Regions from separate parts of the Homo sapiens genome. Here region 2 is linked to region 1. Evidence: chromatin loops called from intact Hi-C (ENCODE). Cell type or tissue: stomach. All regions are shown on one strand. Each heading gives the region's core, and the rest is flanking DNA. Links, peaks and the distances in the headings are about the cores only. Region 1 has its middle 16 kb from the start of SRRM3. Region 2 overlaps SRRM3 (serine/arginine repetitive matrix 3).

Region 1 (10,403 bases), core at 2,253-7,252:
CACACCTGTAATCCCAGCACTTTGGAAGGCCGAGGTGGGCGGATCTCGAGGTCAGGAGATCGAGACCATCCTGGCTAACACAGTGAAACCCCGTCTTTACTAAAAATACAAAAAAAAAATTAGCCGGGCGTGGTGGCGTGCACCTGTAGTCCCAGCTACTCAGGAGGTTGAGGCAGGAGAATTGCTTGAACCCGGGAGATGCAGGTTGCAGTGAACCGAGATTGCACCATTGCACTCTAGCCTGGGCGACAGAGTGAGACTCCGTCTCAAAAACAAAAACAAACAAACAAAAAAACCAGCGTCCTCCCTGCAGATGAGCAGGAGATCGAAGGGCCCAAGAATAAGGTGCTGACCCCCAGCACACACCCACAGAGCTGCCCCCTCCCCAACCAAGCTTTGGCCCAAAGGGAGGGTCCCAATGCAGGGCTTTGGAGTGGTTTCCCAGTGGGTTCACTATTCCCTATTCTCTCCGCAAGGCCAAAGCTAATAAACGAAGTGCTGATCTGCCTCCAAAGCCTCTCCCCAGCCTATTAGATGACAACAGATGTGTATCGTAGGATTCCATATATGGGGGTAAAATGTATTTGCAGTTGAATATAAAAGCATAGAGGCTGGGCACGGTGGCTCGTGCCTGTAATCCCAGTACTTTGGGAGGCCAAGGCAGGAAGATTGCTTGAGCCCAGGAGTTCGAAACCAGCCTGGTCAACATAGTGAGACCTCGTCTCTATCAAAACTAAAAAAATTTTGCCAGGTGTGGTGGTGTGTGCCTGTAGTCCCAGCTACTTGGGAGGCTAAGATGGGAGGATCACTTGAGCTGAGGACCTGGGGTTGCAGGGAGCTATGATCGAGCCACTGCACTCCAGCCTGGGCGACAGAGCAAGATCCTGTCTCAAATAAATAAATGAATCAACAAATAGAAAAAGGTCTTGAAGGACAAACTTCTAGAGTGGAGATGGAAATTGCCTTTGGAATGTGTATTGTGTACTGTCAACTTTTTACTCCATGTATTTAGTGGGATGTGTTGAATTTTGTCCCTAAAAAGTCATACATTGAAGTCCTAACCCCCAATTCCTTAGAATATGGCCTTATTTGGAAACAGGGTCTTTGCAGATGTCATTTGTTAAGATGAGGTCGTGCTGGCGTGGCGTGGGCCCCTAATCTAATGTGACTGGTGTCCTTATAAGAAAAGAAGAGGGGCCAGGCACGGTGGCTCACACCTGTAATCCCCGCACTTTGGGAGGCCAAGGAGGGTGAATCACTTGAGGTCAGCCTGGCCAACATGGCAAAACCCCATCTCTACTAAAAATACAAAAATTAGTGGGGCATGGTGGTGCATGCCTGTAATCCCAGCTACTTGGGAGGCTGAGGCAGGAGAATTGCTTGAACCCAGGAGGTGGAGGTTGCAGTAAGCCAAGATCGTTCCAATGCACTCCAGCCTGGGTGACAGTGACAGAGCAAGACTCTGTCTCAAAATTAAAAAAAAAAAAAAAAAGGAAACAGAGGGCTGGCATGGTGTGGTGTGGTGTGGTGTCTCACACCTGTAATTCCAGCCCTTTGGGAGGCTGAGGTGGGAGGATCACTTGAGGCCAGGAGTTTGAGGCCAGCCTGGGCAACATAGCAAGACCCCATCTCTAAAAAATAGCCAAGTGCAGTGATGCACACCTGTAGTCCCAGCTATTCAAGAGGCTGACGTGGGAGGATTGCTTGAGCCCAGGAGGTCAAGGCTGCAGTGAGCTATGATTGTATCACTGCACTCTAGCCTGGGCAACAGAGTACGATGCTTTGAAAAAAAAAATTTAAAAAAAAAGAGAGAGAGAGAGAAGAGACAGAGACAGCCACAGTGACACAACACCCAGGGAGAAGATGGCCATGTGATAATACAGGCAGAGATGCAGTGATGCTTTTGCAAGCCAAGCCACACCAAAGACTGCCAGCAAACACCAGAAGCTCTGGGAAAGGCCTGGAAAAGATCCTCCCTCACAGCCCTCAATAGGAAGCAACCCTGCTGGCACCTGGATTTCAGACTTCCAGGCTCCGGAGCTGTGCGACAGTAAATTTCTGTTGTTTAAGCTGCTCCGTTCATGGTACATTGTTCTGCCAGCCCCAGCACACGAATACACTTTGTACAGTGAAATATTGCACAGTGAGAAGTCCCTCCTAATAAGGATCAGAATATACAAGAAGTATTCCTTGTGAAATTAGAATTCAAATATGCGGCTAGTCGCGTTGGCTCACGCCTGTAATCCCAACACTTTGGGAGGCCAAGACGGGCGGATCACCTGAGATCAGGATATCGAGACCAGCCCGGCCAACATGGCGAAACCCCAGCTCTACTAAAAATACAAAAATTATCCAGGTGTGGTGGTGGGCACCTGTAGTCCCAGCTACTCGGGAGGCTGAGACAGGAGAATTACTTGAACCCGGTAGGCGGAGGTTGCAGTGAGCCAAGATCGTGCCGCTGCTCTCCAGCCTGAGTGACAGAGCAAGACTCCATCTCAAAAAAAAAAAGCCGGGCATGGTGGCACATGCCTGTAATCCCAGCTATTTGGGTGGCTGAGACAGGGGAATTGCTTAAACCCAGGAAGTGGAGGTTGCAGTGAGCCAAGATCATGCCACTGCACTCCAGCCTGGGCGACAGAGCAAGACTCTGTCTCAAATAATAATAACAATAAATAAATAAATATTTTTTAAAAATTTAAAAATAAAAAGCATGTCATCAAGTCAACCCCTTACTCTAACATGGCTCCCGGACTTGTGTGTGGGTCTTGGCATTTAATGCAGCAACCCCTTATGATTACCCTGGTTTTTGTTTGTCTGTTTGTTTGTTTTCTAGAGACAGGGACTCAATCTGTTGACCAGGCTGGAGTGCAGTGGTACAATCATAGCTCACTGCAGCCTCGAACTCTTGGCCTCAAGTGGTCCTCTCACCTCAGCCTCCCAAGTAGCTGGGACTACGGCCACACACCACCACACCTGGCTAATTTTTTAAAAAATGTCTTGTAGAGACAGGGTCTCACTATGTTACTCAGGCTGGTCTTGAACTCCTAGGCTCAAGCGATCCTCCTGCTTCGGCATCCCAAAGTGCTGGGATCACAGGTATGAGCCACCATGCATGGCCATTTAAGGATTTTGAGATGGGAAGGTTCTCCTACAAATCCCAGTGGGCCCAATGTAATCATAAAGGTTCTCCTAAAAGTGGGCAGGAGGGTCAGAATCAGAGAAGGAGATGTGACCCCAGATGCAGGCCAGAGAGAGAGAGAGAGAGAGAGAGAGAGAGACAGAGAGAGAGAGATTTGAGGATGCTGCAGTGCTAGCTCTGAAGATGGAGGAGGGAACCATGAGCTGAGGGATGCAGCCAGCCTCTAGGAGGTGGAAAAGGGAAGGAAAAGAGCTCTCTGCGACAGCCTCCAGAAGGAACACAGCCCACGGACACCTTGGTATTTATTTTATTTTATTTTATTTTATTTTTTATTTATTTTGAGACAGACTCTCACTCTGTCACCCAGGCTGGAGTGCAGTGGTCTGATCTCAACTTACTGCAACCTCCGCCTCCCGGGTTCAAGCAATTCTTCTGCCTCAGCCTCCTGAGTAGCTGGGATTACAGGCGTGCGCCACCACGCCCAGCTAATTTTTTATTTTTAGTAGAAACAGGGTTTCACCATGTTGGTCAGGCTGGTTTCGAACCCCTGACCTCGTGATCCGCCCACCTTGGCCTCCCAAAGTGCTGGGATTACAGGCATGAGCCACTGCGCCTGGGCTGCCCACTATTTTTATTTTATTTATTTTTATTTTTTATTTCTTTTTTTTGAGACGGAGTCTCGCTCTGTCACCCAGGCTGGAGTGCAGTGGTGCGATCTCGGCTCACTGCAACCTCCACCTCCCGGGTTCATGCCATTCTTCTGCCTCAGCCTCCTGAGTAACTGGGACTACAGGCGCCCGCCACTACGCCCAGCTAATTTTTTTGTATTTTTAGTAGAGACGGGGTTTCATCGTGTTAGCCAGGATGGTCTCGATCTCCTGACCTCATGATCCGCCCATCTTGGCCTCCCCAAGTGCTGGGATTACAGGCGTAAGCCACCGTGCCCAGCCCTGCCCACTATTTTTATATTTTATTTTATTTTATTTTATTTTATTTTATTTTATTTTATTTTATTTTATTTTTGAAATAAGGTCTTGCTCTGCCTCCCAGGCTAGAGTGCAGGGGTGCAATCATAGCTCACTGCAGCCTGGACCTCCTAGGCTCAAGCAATCCTCCCACCTCAGCCTCCCAAGCAGCTGGGATTGCAGGCATGTGCCACCATACCCAGCTAAACATTTTATTTTTTTGTCGAGATAGGGCTTTGCTATGTTCCCCAGGCTGGTTTTAAACTCCTAGGCTCAAGCAGTCCTCCTGCCTTGGCCTCCCAAAGTGTTGGGATTTCAAGTGTGAGCCACGATGCCCAACCTTCTGCCCACTTTAGAGCCATTTCACTCCCCCTAGCTGGCCTCTTTGTCCCAAAAACCCCTGCGTGTGCTTTGTGTCTCTCCCAGGCCCAGCAGGGACAGCTCTGGCAGGAAGCCACGGTAATCCCCTTTCCGATTCTCGGACCCCTCCCCACCTTCCTGGAAGCCCCAGGCCGGCCTGGTACCTCTAAGGAGAAGCCACACGCATGCCACCCTGTCCCTCTGACTGGAGCCTCCCATCATTGTGTGGAGCCCCCTCCTCCCTAAGCCACCAGATCCACCTCAAGCCCCACCTTGCTGCCTAAAAATAACACCTTCGCGTCCTGCTGGCTCCCCAATCCCTCCCTGCCCCGGGATCCTTCTGGTTTGTATTCTCCCAGCTGGCTGTGAGCTGTGAGCCGGCGCCAGTGTGCCAGGCCGACCGCAGGCCCGGAATTAGGTTAACTCCGCTGCAGCCCTGGAGGGAGGTCGCCTGTTTGGGGCCGTGGTTGCGGGTACTGAAAATGCTCCCTTCATGGGCTGGGGCCTGATTCTGTGTTGGGGGAAGGCAGTGACATGTGCCTGGGTGTGTATGTGTCGGGGGCTGGGTACGGTAAGCTTTGACAGTGGTGACTGATGGCAGATATACCCCAGGCTGGGCTGAGCTCGGCTAAAATGTCTGGCTCAGAAAAGAGGGGTGCAGTGGGACCCTCCCAGCTCCTGCTGCAAACCCTAGAGCAAACCCTGGAAATGTCTGCACGCAGAGCATCTTGTCGCCTGGAATCTTCCATCTGCCATCTCACAGAGTCCCAGGAGGCCTCTGAGGGAGGCTGTTCACCCCACATTACACATGGAGAGGCAGAGAGGCGCTGCCCTGAAACCGCCTTTGCAAAAATTACCACAGTGAGAAAATTATGACAGTGAAGGAGATCTGATCTAACCAACCCCCATCTTGCCTTTTTTATTTTTATTTTTTTATTTTTATTTTTTTTTAAGACAGGGTCTCATTCTGTTGCCTGGGCTGCAGTGCAGTGGCACAATTATGGCTCACTGCAGCCTTGACCTCCTGGGCTCAAGTGATCCTCCCACCTCAGCCTCCCAAGTAGCTGGGAACACAGGTATGTGCCACCATGCCCAGCTGAGTTTTGTAGAGGTGGGGTCTCGCTATGTTGCCCAGGCTGGTCAAAAACTCCTGGGCTCAAGCAATTCTCCCACCTCAGCCTCCGAAACTACTGGAATTACAGGCATAAGCCACTGCGCCTGGCCAGGTTTTTGCATTTCTGACGACTGATTGCTTCATCCAGACCCACCAACTGGCCATGTATCCCCACCCAGATGTGCACTTCCTGGCCCCCCAAACTATCCTCAAAAAACCCTGGCCTCCAAATTTTTGGGGAGATTGATTTGAGTAGTAATTCCATCTCTTATGTGGGGTGGCCAGCCTCATGTCAATTACACTCTTTCTTTTTTTTTTTAAGATGGAGTTTCACTGTTGTTGCCTGGGCTGGAATACAATGGCACGATTTTGGCTCACTGCAACCTCCACCTCCCGGGTTCAAGCCATTCTCCTGCCTCAGCCTCCTGAGTAGCTGGAATTACAGGCACCCACCACCATGCCTGGCTAATTTTTGTTTTGTTTTGTTTTGGTAGAAATGGGGTTTCGCCATGTTGGCCAGGCTGGTCTTGAACTCCTAACCTCAGGCGATCCGCCCGCCTAGGCCTCCCGAAGTGCTGGGATTACAGCTGTGGGCCACCGCGTCTGGCCTACGCTCTTTCTTTATTGTAATGCTGTGGTCCCAGGGAATTGGTTTTGTCTGTGGAGTGGGCAGGAAGAACGCATTGGGTGACTACAGCCCCCAGCCAGGCACGGTCCCGGAGTGAGCCTAAGACAGCTATTGCTGTCTTTATGGGATGGGCACGCTGTGCCCTGCTGGGCATGGATGTGGGGTGGGGGAAATTAGCAAGCTCAGACTCAGAGTAGAAGACCTAGCCTGCAGTCACACAGCACGTTGACGGGTGGGTGGCACCTGAATCCTCTGAGCCCCAGCAGACCCTACCCCAAAGTGCTTCTCCTGGGTAAGGGAGTGGGGTCATTGACCTGGCTGTGGTCATTAGCCTGGCTGTGGGCGGGAGTGAGACTGTCTCAGGAGCTCTGGGCAGGGCCTGGTGCTGGGAGCCAAGCCAGGCATCTCCAAGGGGTGCCAATATGACTTAGACACGTTCATTTTGTGGATAATGAATAATTCACATATGCGAATATGGGTATCAGAAATGCTAGAAACCAGTGCATTGAGCCTACCACATCCTGGGCGGCACTGCCTAGAACACAGCTTAGTACAAATATGAGTAGACTTAAAGAAAGGGATAAAGGAAATAGCCCTGCAGGAGGAGTGGAGCGAGAATGTGGACATAAAATATGAATTACAGGCCAGGCACGGTGGCTCACGCCTGTCATCCCAGCACTTTGAGGGAGAGGTGGGTGGATCATTTGAGATCAGGAGTTTGAGACCAGACTGGCCAATGTGGTAAAACCCCATCTCTACTAAAAATACAAAAATTGGCCAGGCGTGGTGATGGGCACCTGCAATTCCAGCTACTCGGGAGGCTAAGGCAGGAGGATCACTTGAACCCGGGAGGCAGAGGTTACAGTGAGCTGAGATCACACCACTGCACTCCAGCCTGGGTGACAGAGGAAGACTCTGTCTCAAAACAAAAAACAAAAACAAAAAAAAAAAAACAAAACGTGAATTACAGCCAGGTGAGGTGCCTCACGCCTGTCATCCCAGCACTCTGGGAGGCCGAGGCAGAAGGATTGCTTGAGCTCAGGAGTCCAAGACCAGCCTGGGCAACATAGTGAGACCCCCGTCTCTACTAAAAAATAAAATAAGACAAAATAAAATAAAATAAAAATTAGCACACTTGTGGTCCCAGCTACCAGGGAGGCTGATGCAGGAGGATCGCTTGAGCTTAGGAGGTTGAGGCTGCAGTGAGCTATGATCGCACCACTGCACTCCAGCCTAAGCGACAGAGCGAGACCCTGTCTCTAAAAAAAAAAAAAGTAAAAAAAGACTTCTGCTGCCTGGGCTTCTCTGGAGTCTGGGGCCCCTTGGACAACCAGGAAAGGCCTTGTGGAAGAGATGGGGCCTCGGGCTAGGACCTCATGAAGGAAACTTCAGTCCATCTCCTCCTGTCTCTGGGTAGCTGGGGCTCCAAGTCAGTGTGGGTGTGCTTTTCCTTCGGATAGCCACCTCTACAGGCTACATTTTCTACTCTCAGCCTCAGCTTGCTAACTTCCCCCACCCCACATCCAGGCCCAGGAGGCACCTGGCACAGGATGGCCATCCCATAAAGACAATAGCTGCCCTGGGCTCACTCTGGGACTGTGCCTGGCTGGGGGTTGTAGCTGCCCGATGGGTTCTTCCTGCCCACTGCACAGATAAAACCAATTCCCTGAGACCACGGCATTGTAATAAAGAAAGAGTGTAATTGACATGAAGCTAGCCATGCCACGTGGGAGACGGAATTATTACTCAAATCAATCTCCCTGAAAATTCGGAGGCCAGGGTGTTTTTTGAGGATAGTTTGGCGGGCCAGGGTCCAATGCATTGGCAGGTATATTAGGCATGGCTGCACAGGCAGGGTCCAATGCATTGGCAGGTATATTAGGCATGGCTGCACAGGCATGGGTGCCCATGTGTTTTTGTTTTCATTTTTGTTTTGAGACAGGGTCTCGCTCCGTCTCCCAGGCTGGAGTGCGGTGGTACAATCTCGGCTTACTGCAACCTCTGCCTCCTGGGTTCAAGCGATTCTCCTGCCTCAGCCTCCCGAGTAGCTGGGATTACAGGCATGTGCCACCACGCCCGGCTAATTTTTGTATTTTTAGTAGAGACGGGGTTTCCCCATGTTGGCCAGTCTAGTTATAAGGGAGTGTGTGTGTTGTGCATGTTGGGAGCTGCATGGGTGTGGGGTGTGCCTGAAGTTTGATTCTCACGGGGTGAAAGAGGTGTGTAAATACAGCCAGTGCATGGAGCATATCATGGGGTGTGAGGGGGGCGTGTAGAAAAGCGTGGGGGATGCATGGCTGTGCGTGTGTGGCATGTATATATGATATACAATACATGGTAGATGTGTGTGAGTCTGGCATGTGGGTGTGGATGTGTGCAATACATTCAGGTGACTGAATCTGTTCTCCTGGCAGACAGATGCAGATGAAACTGGGTCACATTGTCCAAGGTAGCCTCAGCTGCTATCTCTGCTGGCATCTTGCCCCCAGTCGGAACACGGGGACCCAGGTTCAGTGCTCCCAGCCTCCAAGGAGAGACAGCCCACTGCACAATCCTTGGGGGTGAGGGTCCCTGGGCCGGGCACCTGCCCAGTGGACCTGGACACAGGTCCCCAGTATGGGATGAAGGGACTATGATGAGTAGGTGATGGCCAAGGAAAGAGGCGGGGGGCCTGGCACAGTGGCTCACGCCTGTAATCTTAGCACTTTGGGAGGCCGAGGCAGGTGGATCACATAAGGTCAGGAGTTCGAGACCAGCCTGGCCAATATGGTGAAACCCTGTCTCCACTGAAAATACAAAAATTAGCCAGGCATGGTGGCAGGCACCTGTAATCCCAGCTACTCAGGAGGCTGAGGCAGGATAATCACTTGAACCCGGGAGGCGGAGGGAGGTTGCAGTGAGCTGAGATCGTGCCATTGCACTCCAGCCTGGGCAACAGAGTGAGACTCCGTCTCTCAAAAAAAAAAAAAAAAAGAAAAGAAAAAAGAAAGAAAGAAAAGAAAAAAAAGAGAGAGAGGAGCTGCACCTCAGGCCACCATTGTCCTCTGCCCTCTACCACTGCCCACATCATCACCCCATTCTCTCCTCATCCTAACCTTCCCTCTATTGGGCTGGGCAATTTTTGTTGTTGTTGTTGAGACAGAGTTTCACTCTGTCATCCAGGCTAGAGTGCACTGGCGCGATCTCGGCTCACTGCAGCCTCTGCCTCCTGGGTTCTAGTGATTCTCCTACCTCAGCCTCCCGGGTAGCTGGGACTACAGGCATGCGCCACCACACCTGGCTAATTTTTTGTATTTTTAGTAGAGATGGGGTTTCACCATGTTGGCCAGGCTAGTCTCAAACTCTTGACCTCAGGTGATCCACCTGCCTCGGCCTCCCAAAGTGCTAGGATTACGGGCGTGAGACACCACACCCAGCTACTGGGCATTTTAAAAAACTTTTATTGCAGAAAGTATAGAAATCTGGCTGGGCATGGTGGCCCATGTCTGTAATACCAGCAATTTGGGAGGCTGAAGCAGGAGGATCATTTGAGGTCAGGAGTTCAAGATCGGCCTGGGCAACATGGCAGGACCTCATTTCTACAAAAACAAAACAAAACAAAAAAACTTAAAAAATGAACCAGGCATGGTGGCGTGCACCTGTAGTCCCAGCTACCCAGGAGGCTGAGGCAGGAGGATCACTTGAGCCCAGGAGTTCGAGGCTGCAGTGAACTATTATGGTGCCACTGCACTCCAGCCTGGGTGACAGAGCAAGACTTTGTCTCTAAAATAAAAGAAAGTATAGAAATTGTACACACAGAGCCCAGTGCATTTTCACAAATTGAACATATCCATGCATCCAGCACCCAGCTCAAGAAACAGAACATTCTCAACCTTCCTTGTGCCCCCTCTGGTCAGCATCTCCTGCAAATAACTACTCTCTTGATTTTAGACACCACAGAGGAGTTTTGTCAGCCATCATGTTTAACCGCAACACCTGAATCCCTCCCCTAACTCAACAGAGACATTAGCTCCTTTCTGCATAATGAGAGGTGAAGAGAAAGCTGGGAGGGGATGCTGTCTGTCCTTACCGCTGACAGGAAAAGGATGAAGGTCCTGCCTGGTCCCGGTCACAGATGCCTGTCATGGATCTCCAAGTCCCTGCCTGGGAGATGATGATGATGATTATTATTATTATTATTATTATTTGAGATGAAGT
Region 2 (10,403 bases), core at 2,258-7,257, 89 kb after region 1:
GATTTTAAATTAACTATAGTGGTGCAGCCTGTGCTGCTGCGTTCCCCAGGAAGCTGGAGAGAAGCGGGAGACCCAGGGAGGGGAAGAGACTTGTCCTGGGTTGCCCAGGGAGCTTCTTGGAGCTTGCTGCTACTCCTCGGTTCAGTTTAGTATAATGGGCTGGACACAGGGGACAGGGAGCAGGACAGGCTGTTCAGGACCATCAGTGTCAGACCTCAGACTCAGATCCTTAGGAAACTGTGGAGGAAGGAGAGATCTGAAGGCACCTGGCAGAGTTTAGCTGAGACACTTCAGGCAAGCAAAAAATTCCATCTTGGGCTGGGCACAGTGGCTCACACCTGTAATCCTAGCACTTTGGGAGGCTGAGGGGGGCGGATCACCTGAGGTCAGGAGCTCAAGACCAGCCTGACCAACATGATGAAACCCCAGCTCTACTAAAAATACAAAAATTCGGCTGGCCATGGTGGCTCACACCTGTAATCCCAGCACTTCGGGAGGCTGAGGTGGGCAGATCACCTGAGGTCAGGAGTTCGAGACCAGCCTGGCTAACATGGCGAACCCCCGTCTCTACTAAAAATACAAAAAAATTAGCCAGGCATGGTGGTGCATGCCTATAATCTCAGCTACTCGGGAAGCTGAGGCAGGAAAATCACTTGAACCTGGGAGGCAGAGGTTGCAGTGAGCGGAGATCATACCACTGCACTCCAGCCTAGGTGACAGAGTGAGACTCCGTCTCGGAAAAAAAAAAAAAATAGCCAGGCGTGGTGGGCACCTGTAAAACCAGCTACTTGGGAGGCTGAGGCAGGAGGATCGCTTGAACCCAGGAGGCAGAGGTTGCAGTGAGCTGAGATTGTGCCATTGCACTCCAGCCTGGATGACAAGAGCGAGACTCTGTCTCAAAAAAAAAAAATCCATCTTGATCTCGAGACTGAGGCCAGTGATGTGGTTACTCCCAACAAACCCCTTTGTTGGCCCATCCCAGGTGATGGTTGAACCCCACAGGACTTTCTGGGTTCTGATGCTTACAGGAGAAACTGCAGCTCCGAGAGGTCAAGTGACTGGCTCAAGGTCACACAGCTATTTAGAGGTAGATCCAAAAGTAGACCCCAGGCAGGGCGCAGTGGCTCACACCTGTAATCCCAGCACTTTGGGAGGCTGAGGCAGGAGGATCACTTGAGGCCTGCAGTTCCAGACTGACTGGTCAACAGAACAAGACTGTATCTCTACAAAAAATATATATATATTTTTAATCAGCCAGGCATGGTGGCATGTGCCTATAGTCTCATCTACTGAGGGAGATGAGGGAGGAGAATCACTTGAGCTCAGGAGTCCAAGGCTGCAGTAAGCCATGATTGCACCACTGTACTCCAGCCTGGGCAACACTGCAAGACCCTGTCACTACAAAAATTTAAAAGAAAAAGCTGGGCATGGTGGAATACACCTGTAATCCCAGCTACTCAGGAGGCTGAGACAGGAGGATTGCTTGAACCAGAAGTTTGAGGCTGCAGTGAGCCATGATTGCGCCACTGCACTCCAGCTTGGGCAACAGAGCAAGACCCTGTCTCAAAACAAACAACAACAACAACAAAAAATAGACTCCAGCCCTCTGACTCTGACCTCTAGACTCCAGCTAAGCTGTGGAGAGGGTGGAAAATGGGAAGCACAGTCCACGAGCCCTGAGCAGAAGGAGGATTTGGGAGGTGGTTGCTGGTTGACTCAGCTCCTGCTTTCCCCCATCAGACCCATCCAGAAATCAGCTTCCTGCTCTCTCATGTCCCTAGGCCAAGGTCTGCCTACACTGAGAGACCTGGGTGCAGGTGGCCCCCACATTACAGAAACTCATATGATTGTTTCTTCTGTGACTCAGGGAACCCTAAACCCTCACAGTTCATACATGTGGGGAAATAAATATCGAGGCACAGAGAGGGAAGAGAGTCACTCAAGGTCACACAATGTAGGATGAAAGAGGAAGATACTGATCAGGAGACCTCCTGGGAGAAGCCCTCCTGTCCAGTCTTACCTGGTGCCTTCACTGGCCTCCCTCCAGCCCCCACCAGCACAACCTGGTGCTAGGCTCACCCTCCCAAGGCCCAAAAAGAGTATACAGAGTTTGCCGTCTTTTCTATTTTATTATTGCATTCCTGTCCCAGGGGCCACCTGCTCACCTTAGAAGTCTCTAGCGTTAGAAGTTTCAGGGGATGGGGCAGGCACAGTGACTTATGCCGGTAATGCCAGTACTTTGGAAGGGCGAGGCACGAAGATCGCTTGAGACCAGGAGTTTGAAATCAGCCTGGGCAACATAGCAAGACCCCTATCTCTACAAAAAAAAAATTTTTTTTAATTAGCCAGATGTGATGGTGCATGCCTACAATCCCAGCCACTTGGAAGGCTGAGGTGGGAGGATCACTTGAGCCCAGGAGTTGGAGGCTACAGTGAGCTATCATCCTGTCTGTAGTCCCAGCTACTCGGGAGGCTGAGTCAGGAGAATCACTTGAACCCAGGAGGCAGAGGTTGCAGTAAGTTGAGATCGCACCACTGCACTCCAGCCTGGGTGACAGAGCGAGACTCCATCTCAAAAAAAAACCCCAAAAAACAAAAAACCCTACAGTGTCCGGGGCTGTCTGGAAGGTGACACCCTTAGGTGAGGGTGGCAGAGAAGGCTCAGGATCATGGCCTTGGGGCTCTCTCTGGCTTCTCCCTGTGGTCCAAATTTTATCATGTAATGGGCAGCCTCGGGTGACCCCCAAGAAGAGGTGCCAAGGCACCCCCTGACCTGCCTTATACAGGAACAGAAAAAGGCAAAAGGGATGAATTTTGCTAAAAGGATGCCAAAGCCAGAGGGAAAGGAGTGGGACTGACCTGAGGCAGGGCCACTCCTCCAGATCGGCTCTGTGGTTGCCTTCCCTTTTAAATGCGCGTTTTCCCTTCACCCATCTGTCCACTCCGATTGGCCTTGTTTAAACAGTGCTTGTCTCCTCTTTCTGTCTGGGGGCACCTTTCTCTCTTCCTGCCTCTCTGTTTCTGTTTGCTTCTGTCATTGTTTCTGTCTTTCTGTTTCTCTTTCTCCTTCTCTTCCCATTTCTATCTCTGCCTGACTTTGTCTGTTCGTCTGTCTCTCTGTCTGCCTCCTGTCTCTCTCTCTTCCTTTCCATCCCTCTCCCCCGGCATGGGCCTCTCTCCCATGCTGCCAGCCCCTCTGTAGCCCACCCTGTGGTTCTCTTCCATCAGCTGCTTCCTGCATGCTCTATGGAGGTTTTCTGTTGTTTGAACAATAAAGAAAGCTTGGCTAGTGGAACCCATTGTTTAAAAAGGAGAAAAAAAAAAGAGCAAACAGAAATGGCCGTGCAAGAGCCCCCTCCCATCCCTGGGATGAGACAAAAGCCACATTGGCCACCCATCTACTGGCTCAGAGGGGGAGCACAGTTTAGGGTCACTGTCTTTCCCCCATTCTGCATTCCCAATGCGGAGACCTTCTTTTCTTTTTTATTATTGCATTCCTGTCCCTGAGCACTGAGAAGGTAGGTATCCCAGCTCCGCTGTGCGCTCTCGCTCCCATCTCCAGATAAGCCCTGCCACTTTGCTTGGTTTGAATGTGGTTTTCTTTCTCTCTCTCAATCTTGCCCTGGTTGGTTTCATATTCCTCCCTTTTCTTTCTTTATTTTAGTGACTACTCATTTGTAACTTGCACTTTCTTCAAATGAGCTACAAAGCTATGTTTCCTGGTTTGTCATTTGGTTTTCTTGACTTTCCCCGACCAACTTTTCTAGCCCATCTCCCCTCCTTCTTCACCTTCCTTGTTCCCTCCTTCTTCCTCTCCATCCCTGACTTCCACCCCTAAATCCTCCTTCACGCCTTCTTTCTCATTCTGTTGTCCGAATGCATTTCTGTGTGGTTTAGCATTCCAAGTTTGTGTTTCTTTCCTGAACTGTATGCTGCAGTGAAGCCAATTTGATTTCTGTTGTCTGGAGTAGCTGCGAAGCCCCTCCTCACCCTTCATCCCTGCCAGCCCCCGGGACTTCGGTCACCCCGCTGGCCTTCAGGGCCCTTTCGGGCAAAAGGCAGTGACAGAGGAGCCAGTGCGGGGCCTCCTGGCCTTCAGATCCTGGAGGAAGTTCTGGCCAAGGTCAGGCACAAGGGAAAAGCCCCATCCCATCCTTGGGGGCCTACTGGGCCAAACGGAACTCTGGGCTTCCTCAAGTCCTTCCCTGGCTGCAGGATGGAGCTTTGGGGTGGGAGCTGCAGGGCTCTGGAGGAGCAACGGGCACCAGGACTGAGCTTCCAGCTTCCATCTATTGGGTGCAATTAGTAGATTCATTTGGGGTGGCAGTGGGCAGGGCAGTGAGCTGGCCAGGAGCAGGTTTGAGACCTAGAAGGCCTACTTAGCAAAGTCTCTGTGAGACAATTTACAGGTAATTTACCTGCCCGCTGCCTGGTCCATGATCCAACTCAGACAGGGGCTCCTTCTACCCTCAGCATCCTTCCATCTTCTGAATTTGAGCAGCTTAATGTGAACCCTCAGAGCAGAACAATTCCAAAAGAACAGCCAGCAGGGACTAGGGGCCCACAGGGTGCAGCGGCAGAACCAGGACTAGGTCCTGGGACTTGTGACTCCCAGCCCAGGGCTCATCCAGCCACACTGAGGGTACTAGAGTCAGAGGTGGACCCTAGGGGACCCCACCTCCGCACCCCTGCCCTTTAAACTGTTTCCTTTCCCACCTGGGAGCAGCTACAGAAATTTGGCATTCTGGCCAGGTGCAGTGGCTCACGCCTGTAATCCCAGCACTCTGGGAGGCCGAGGTGGGCGGATCACTTGAGGTCTGGAGTTTGAGACCAGCCTGGCCAACATGGCAAAACCCCATCTCTACTAAAAATACAAAAATTAGCCGGGCATGGTGTTACATGCCTGTAATCCCAGCTACTTGGGAGGCTGAGGCAGGAGGATCGCTTGAACCCGGGAGGCAGAGGCTGCAGTGAGCCTAGATCGTGCCACTGCACTCCAGCATGGGTGACAGAACAAGACTCAGTCTCAAAAAAAAAAAAAAAAGAAAAAGAAAAAGACATTCAGCATTCCAACCATTATGAGGCCTACACGGGCTTCTATCTTCAGCTTTGAAAAGAGAAGGCCCAGCCACTCATCCCTACCCCACCCCATGTTTATCCCGGAGGCAGGTGTCAGGGAGCTCACCCACTCAGAGCATCCTCCTCAACACTGGGTGGTGCCAGGAGGGCAGACAGCAAGTGGCTCTTGGAAAGGAAGAAAGGGCAAGCTAGGCGAGGTGGTACCACCTGTAGTCCCAGCTACTCAGGAGGCTAAGGCAGGGGTATCGCTTGAGCCCAGGAATTTGAGGCTACAGTGAACCATGACTGCACCACTGCACTCCAGCCTGGGCAACAGAGCGAGACTCAGTCCCTGCTCCCTCAAAAAAAAAAAAAAAAAAAAGAAAAGAAAAGAAGGAAAGTGCTGGTGATCTGACAGGAGAAACTGTGTTGAAGCCCCATGAGGAAGAGGAGGGTCCGTCCTTGAGGAGTTTCTGATATGACCAGGGACCCACGAGTTGGGTGGTCATCTAAGTCCTCAAAGGAAGCAAGAGTAAAACATCTCAGGTGTTTACCTGTTCTTGTCCTTCAGAGTACCAGGACCAGGTGAACACACTGCCCCTTGCTACTCCCTTCCACCATCTTTTCCACTTGACCCTCAGAAATTTCTTACCCAAAGGTTGGGCCCAGTGGCTCATGCCTGTAATCCCAATGCTTTAGGAGGCCGAGGCAGGAGGATCACTTGAGGCCAGGAGTTTGAGACCAGCCTGAGCAACACAGCAAGACCCCATCTCTACTAAAAATAAAATAAAATAAATAGCCAGACATGGCGGTGTGTACCTGTAGACCCAGCTACTGAGGAGGCTGAGGTGGGGGGATCACTTGAGCTCAGGAGTTGGAGGCTGCAGTGAGCTATGATTGCACCATTGTACTCCAGTCTGGGCAGCAGAGCCAGACCCCCATCTCAAAAAATATATATATATATATATTACACAAGCAAAAGAAAACATGTCAGGTAGCAAGTCATAAAAAGGAGAGGAGGGGCTCCTGGGAACAGGGCTCAGAGGCAGGCGAGGTCCCTGATTCACTCACTCACTCACTCATTCATTCGTTCCCACACACACTAAGCAGACATGTGCCCAGCACCTCCTTTGTGCCAGGCCCCATCTGGATGTCCATGCCAGGAGAGAGGCAGGCAGACCTGGGCCTCCCAGGATGGAGGACGGACGAAGACCACTGAGCATGATGAGAGGGGAAAAGCTGAAATGTGAGTGGGAAGCTCCTGCTCACCACGGCAGCCCCCTGGCTAGCACGGCCTGGCAGAGTCCATATGGAAGGAAGGAACCAGGTTCTATGGGATCATAGAGGAGCGGACGTGATGCAGCCTGGAAAAGGCGCCCTGGAGCTGAGGGTAGGGATGCCAATAGGCATTAGCCAGGCTGTGGGTGGGAGGTGGGGAGAGGGGATCCCTGCAAGAGGCACCAAGGCACAAAAAGCAGCTTCCTGGAGGGGAGGTTCGGAGGTCTCTGAGCATCCTATGAAATCCCATAGTGCTTGGCCTTGGATCTTCCCAGGAAGCATGAGACCCAGCCAAGCTGAGGACGAGGCTCAGACTCTGGCAGGCGCATGGTGACCCCTTCCTGAGGACTTCCAGAGGGATGGGTGGAGAAGGACATGAGAGGTGCCTTCCTCCCATCCTCTGCCATCTTGGTACTTGGTGGACACCGCATAGGGTCCCCCAGTCCTTCCTGCACTGCTCTGACCCTGTGAAAGGACCATGAGTTGGTTGTACTCTGAAAAGTCTCCCAACCCCAATATAGGCTGACCCAGCAAAGACTCCGCTTATCCTCATTTTACCAATGGGGAAACTGAGGCTCCCCACCGTCAGGTGACTGCCTTAAGGCGTCACAACAAACTCACACCAGGGCCGATTCCAGGGTGTTCCACTTTTCCAGTGACTATCATCTTGGGCCATGGCAGGCCCGTGACTTGGAGGAGATGAGAAGGAAGTGGGGAAGAACTTGGTCTTCAAAAATAGCAGGCAGGAAGGATCTGGATCAGCACAGGGGATTGGACTTGGGGGCTTGGACCTTGATGGTAGGGGACAGGACCATGATGGGGGTGAACAGCCATCCAACCTAGACCCTTTTTGCTCCTAACACTCCCATCCCACTCTCAGCATAATGTAGTGGGAAGTCAGGAGGGTTCTGCAGTATCTGTGGGAAGGACCCATCACGGCCTGTGGTCTTCCTCGCCTACTGTTGGCTCCTTTCTTTGAGTCAGAAGCAGCTGGCTCAGGCCAGGCGGGGTGGCTCATGCCTGTAATTCCAGCACTTTAGGAGGCCAAGGCAGGTGGATCGCTTGAGGCCAGGAATTCGAGACCAGCCTGGCCAACATGGTGAAACCCCGTCTCTACTAAAAATACAAAAAAATTAGCTTGACATGGTGGCTCACGCCTGTAATCCCTTAGCTACTCAGGAGGCTGAGGCAGGAGAATCACTTGAACCTGGCAGGTGGAGGTTACAGTGAGCCAAGATCGTGCCATTGCACTCCAGCCTGGGCAATAGAGTGAGACTCTGTCTCAAAACAAATAAACAACAACAAAAAAAAAAAAAAAAAAAGAGAGAGAGAGAAAGAAAGAAAAGAAAAAGAAGAAGTAGCTGGCTCAGGTTCAAACTCCAGAGTTGGAGCCAGGGTTCACAGCCAGGCTGATTCCTAAGTTCCGTACTCTGCCCTGCTGCACTGCCTCCCCTAACCAAAGTAGCAAGCAAAGATTTCTTAAAGAAGGAGACCAGCGTCAGCTTGAGTTATGCACTACTGTGAATTGGCTCCCAAGCTTCCCCCACCTCATATGTGTTCACTTTGCACTCTTTGACGACCCAGGGTATAGGACAGAAACTGCAAATATAAAAATCCCAGAGAAGTTCTCATTTGCCTCCTGTTGAGGGAAAAGAATGGTGGGCTGGGGGCGCTTGAAAGTTCTGGGGCACTGGCTGCCTGGCTGCCTCCTGGAGTGGGGGGAGTATGTGTTAGGGGAGCTGATGGTCTCCTGTTGAGAACACAACTGCCATCTCAGAGGGGCCAACCCAAGGCCGGGCACGATGGCTCACACCTGTAATCCCAGCACTTTGGGAGGCCGAGGCAGGTGGATCACCTGAGGTCAGGGGCTCAAGACCAGCCTGGCCAACTTGGTGAAACCCTGTCTCTACTAAAAATATAAAAATTAGCCAGGCGTGGTGGCGGGCACCTGTAATCCCAGCTACTTGGGAGGCTGAAGCAGGAGAATCGCTTGAACCCGGGAAGCAGAGGTTGCAGTGAGCTGAGGTCGTGCCACTGCACTCCAGCCTGGGCAGCAGAGCGAGACTCTGTCTCAAAAATAATAAAAAAATAAAAATGAAAGAGGGGCCAATCCAGCCTCCAACTCTCCTAGCCTAGGGTGAGGGGTGAGCTTGTGATCAGGAGAGTCAGGGGTGCTCAGAGGGGCACCCCAAAACCAGGAAATATCCATTGTGCCCACTTATGCCTGTGTCTGCCCCAAATGGAGACATTAAGCTCTCCCAGGAGAGGTCTTCATGGCCTGATTGGCTTTGGGCAGCTATGGCTAGTGTTCATTGGCTGCTTCAGGCACCAATCAGGAGCCATCTGTGCCTTTCCACCAATGAGGTTGACCTCCTGGGTCTACCTCCATGTTCAGCTCAGCTCCAGCCCTGCAGGGAAAGGCTTGGACAGCACCTTGCCCTCTGTAGGAAACACCCAGGGCCATGCCAAGGAAACTGTGCTCCTTCCAGTCCCTAGCGGCAAGGTGCCCTGAGAGGTGGCAGCATCTTTTGTCTTCTCATCCAAACAGTCTGCCAGTGGCCGGGCTCGGTGGCTCTCGCCTGTAATCCCAGCACTTTGGGAGGCTGAGGACAGAGGATCACTTGAGGTCAGGAGTTCGAGACCAGCACCAGCCTGGCCAACACGGTGAAACCCCGTCTCTCCTAAAAATACAAAAATTAGCCAGATGTGGTGACAGACGCCTGTAGTTCCAGCTATTTGGGAGGCTGAGGAAGGAGAATTGCTTGAACTTGGGAGGGAGAGGTTGCAGTGAGCCCAGATCACGCCAGTGCACTCCAGCCTGAGAGACAGAGTGAGATGCCTTCTCAAAAAGAAAGAAAAAAGAAACAGCCTGCCAAAAGAGCTTGGTCCAGGCACCACCTGGCTTCTAGGACTCGCTTCCTTCCTTAGCAAACAGAATCAAAGTTTTACTAGGTGCCAAGTTCGGTGATAAAAAGTGATGTTACAGAGGTGAATCAGATACCACATCTGCCCTGGAGGTGCTAAAAGTCAAGTTGGTAGTGGTGATCGGAGGATTTTCGGGGAGGAACAGACCTACAAACAGACAAGGACAGTCAACTGCTACTAGATGGAGGGCCAAGGACAGGAGGAGGGATCAGCTCTGTGTAGGGAGGGAGACAGGGAGGGCGGGCAGGGTGCATGCAGAGAATCCTGGAATCTTTGCCCTGGAAGGGACACCAGGAAGCAAAAGCCAACCCTCTCATTTTGTGGATGGAGAAACTGAGGCCCAGACTGGGGAAGTGACGTGGCCAGGGTCACTCGGTGAGATAGAGGCAGGCTCTCAGACTCCTGAATCCCAACCAGGGCCCTTTTGATGGTGCCAGATGCCCTTCCTGGTTTTCTGTGTCCCAATCCTTGTGTCCTAACTCCACTTTTGGAAAAACATTTGCCACCTCTATCCAGCGGTCACCTAAGAGTTGCCCACTCAGGAGCCGGGCGCTGCCAGCCCTTCCTCCAGAGGCGGCGTGGCCTCTTCTCAGGCCTAGAATGGGGTGGTTGCGTTTCTCTCTCTCTCTCTCTATCTCTCTTGCATTTTTGTGAATCTAATGATGAACTTATACTACCACACTTTTCCCTTCTCTTACACACCTTACCTACTAAAGGAGGAAGTGCCACTTTATTGGTAAGTGGACGTTAACCAAGAGGGACTTAAAAATCAGAACTTAAAAAAAAAAAAAAGAAAAAGAAAAAGAAAAGAGAGAAACAGAAAGACAGTCGGGTGCTACTGACAGCTCCAAAGCTCTCTGCAGGGCCGGAAAACAAAGAAAAATATTAACAGAAAAATGTCAGGTTCCCCAGGATCAGATATTGTTTTTGATTTTTGGTATCTAATGACATTTGTGGATTTTGTTTTTTTATTTCTGTTTTTCCTCCCTTTCTTCGGTTCAGTTTTGAGTTCAGTTGTCCCCCTCGCCCCCTCCCCCATCTGTGTGCCGTGTGACGCCCCCACCCCCTCCATCCCCTCGCCCACCCCCAAGCGCTGGGGGTCCGGCCTGGTGGGCTGGCCCTGGCCCCGCTCCCGGTGCCGC

Evidence for each region. Peaks named below come from ENCODE experiments on the same cell type or tissue, not always from the same donor. Only the 100,000 strongest peaks of a DNase experiment are listed, where the experiment ranks them.
Region 2: it touches region 1 in a loop (2.5-fold over the local background); 89 of 110 quality-filtered maps call a loop at or near these places.

The regions. Positions count from the first base shown.
Region 1 is chr7:76,180,819-76,191,221 of GRCh38, forward strand. No RefSeq gene overlaps it. Among named protein-coding and RNA genes, the nearest start is that of SRRM3, 16 kb to the right of the region's middle. RefSeq lists an enhancer at 4,707-5,372. In stomach, for the core only: no CTCF peak of the experiment used is centred there; no DNase peak of the experiment used is centred there; H3K27ac peaks cover 429 bases; H3K27me3 peaks cover 527 bases.
Region 2 is chr7:76,270,078-76,280,480 of GRCh38, forward strand. The region is part of intron 11 of SRRM3 (serine/arginine repetitive matrix 3); the gene reads left to right. Among named protein-coding and RNA genes, the nearest start is that of HSPB1, 27 kb to the right of the region's middle. RefSeq lists enhancers at 2,940-3,049, 3,060-3,149 and a silencer at 8,719-8,768. In stomach, for the core only: no CTCF peak of the experiment used is centred there; no DNase peak of the experiment used is centred there; H3K27me3 peaks cover 4,711 bases.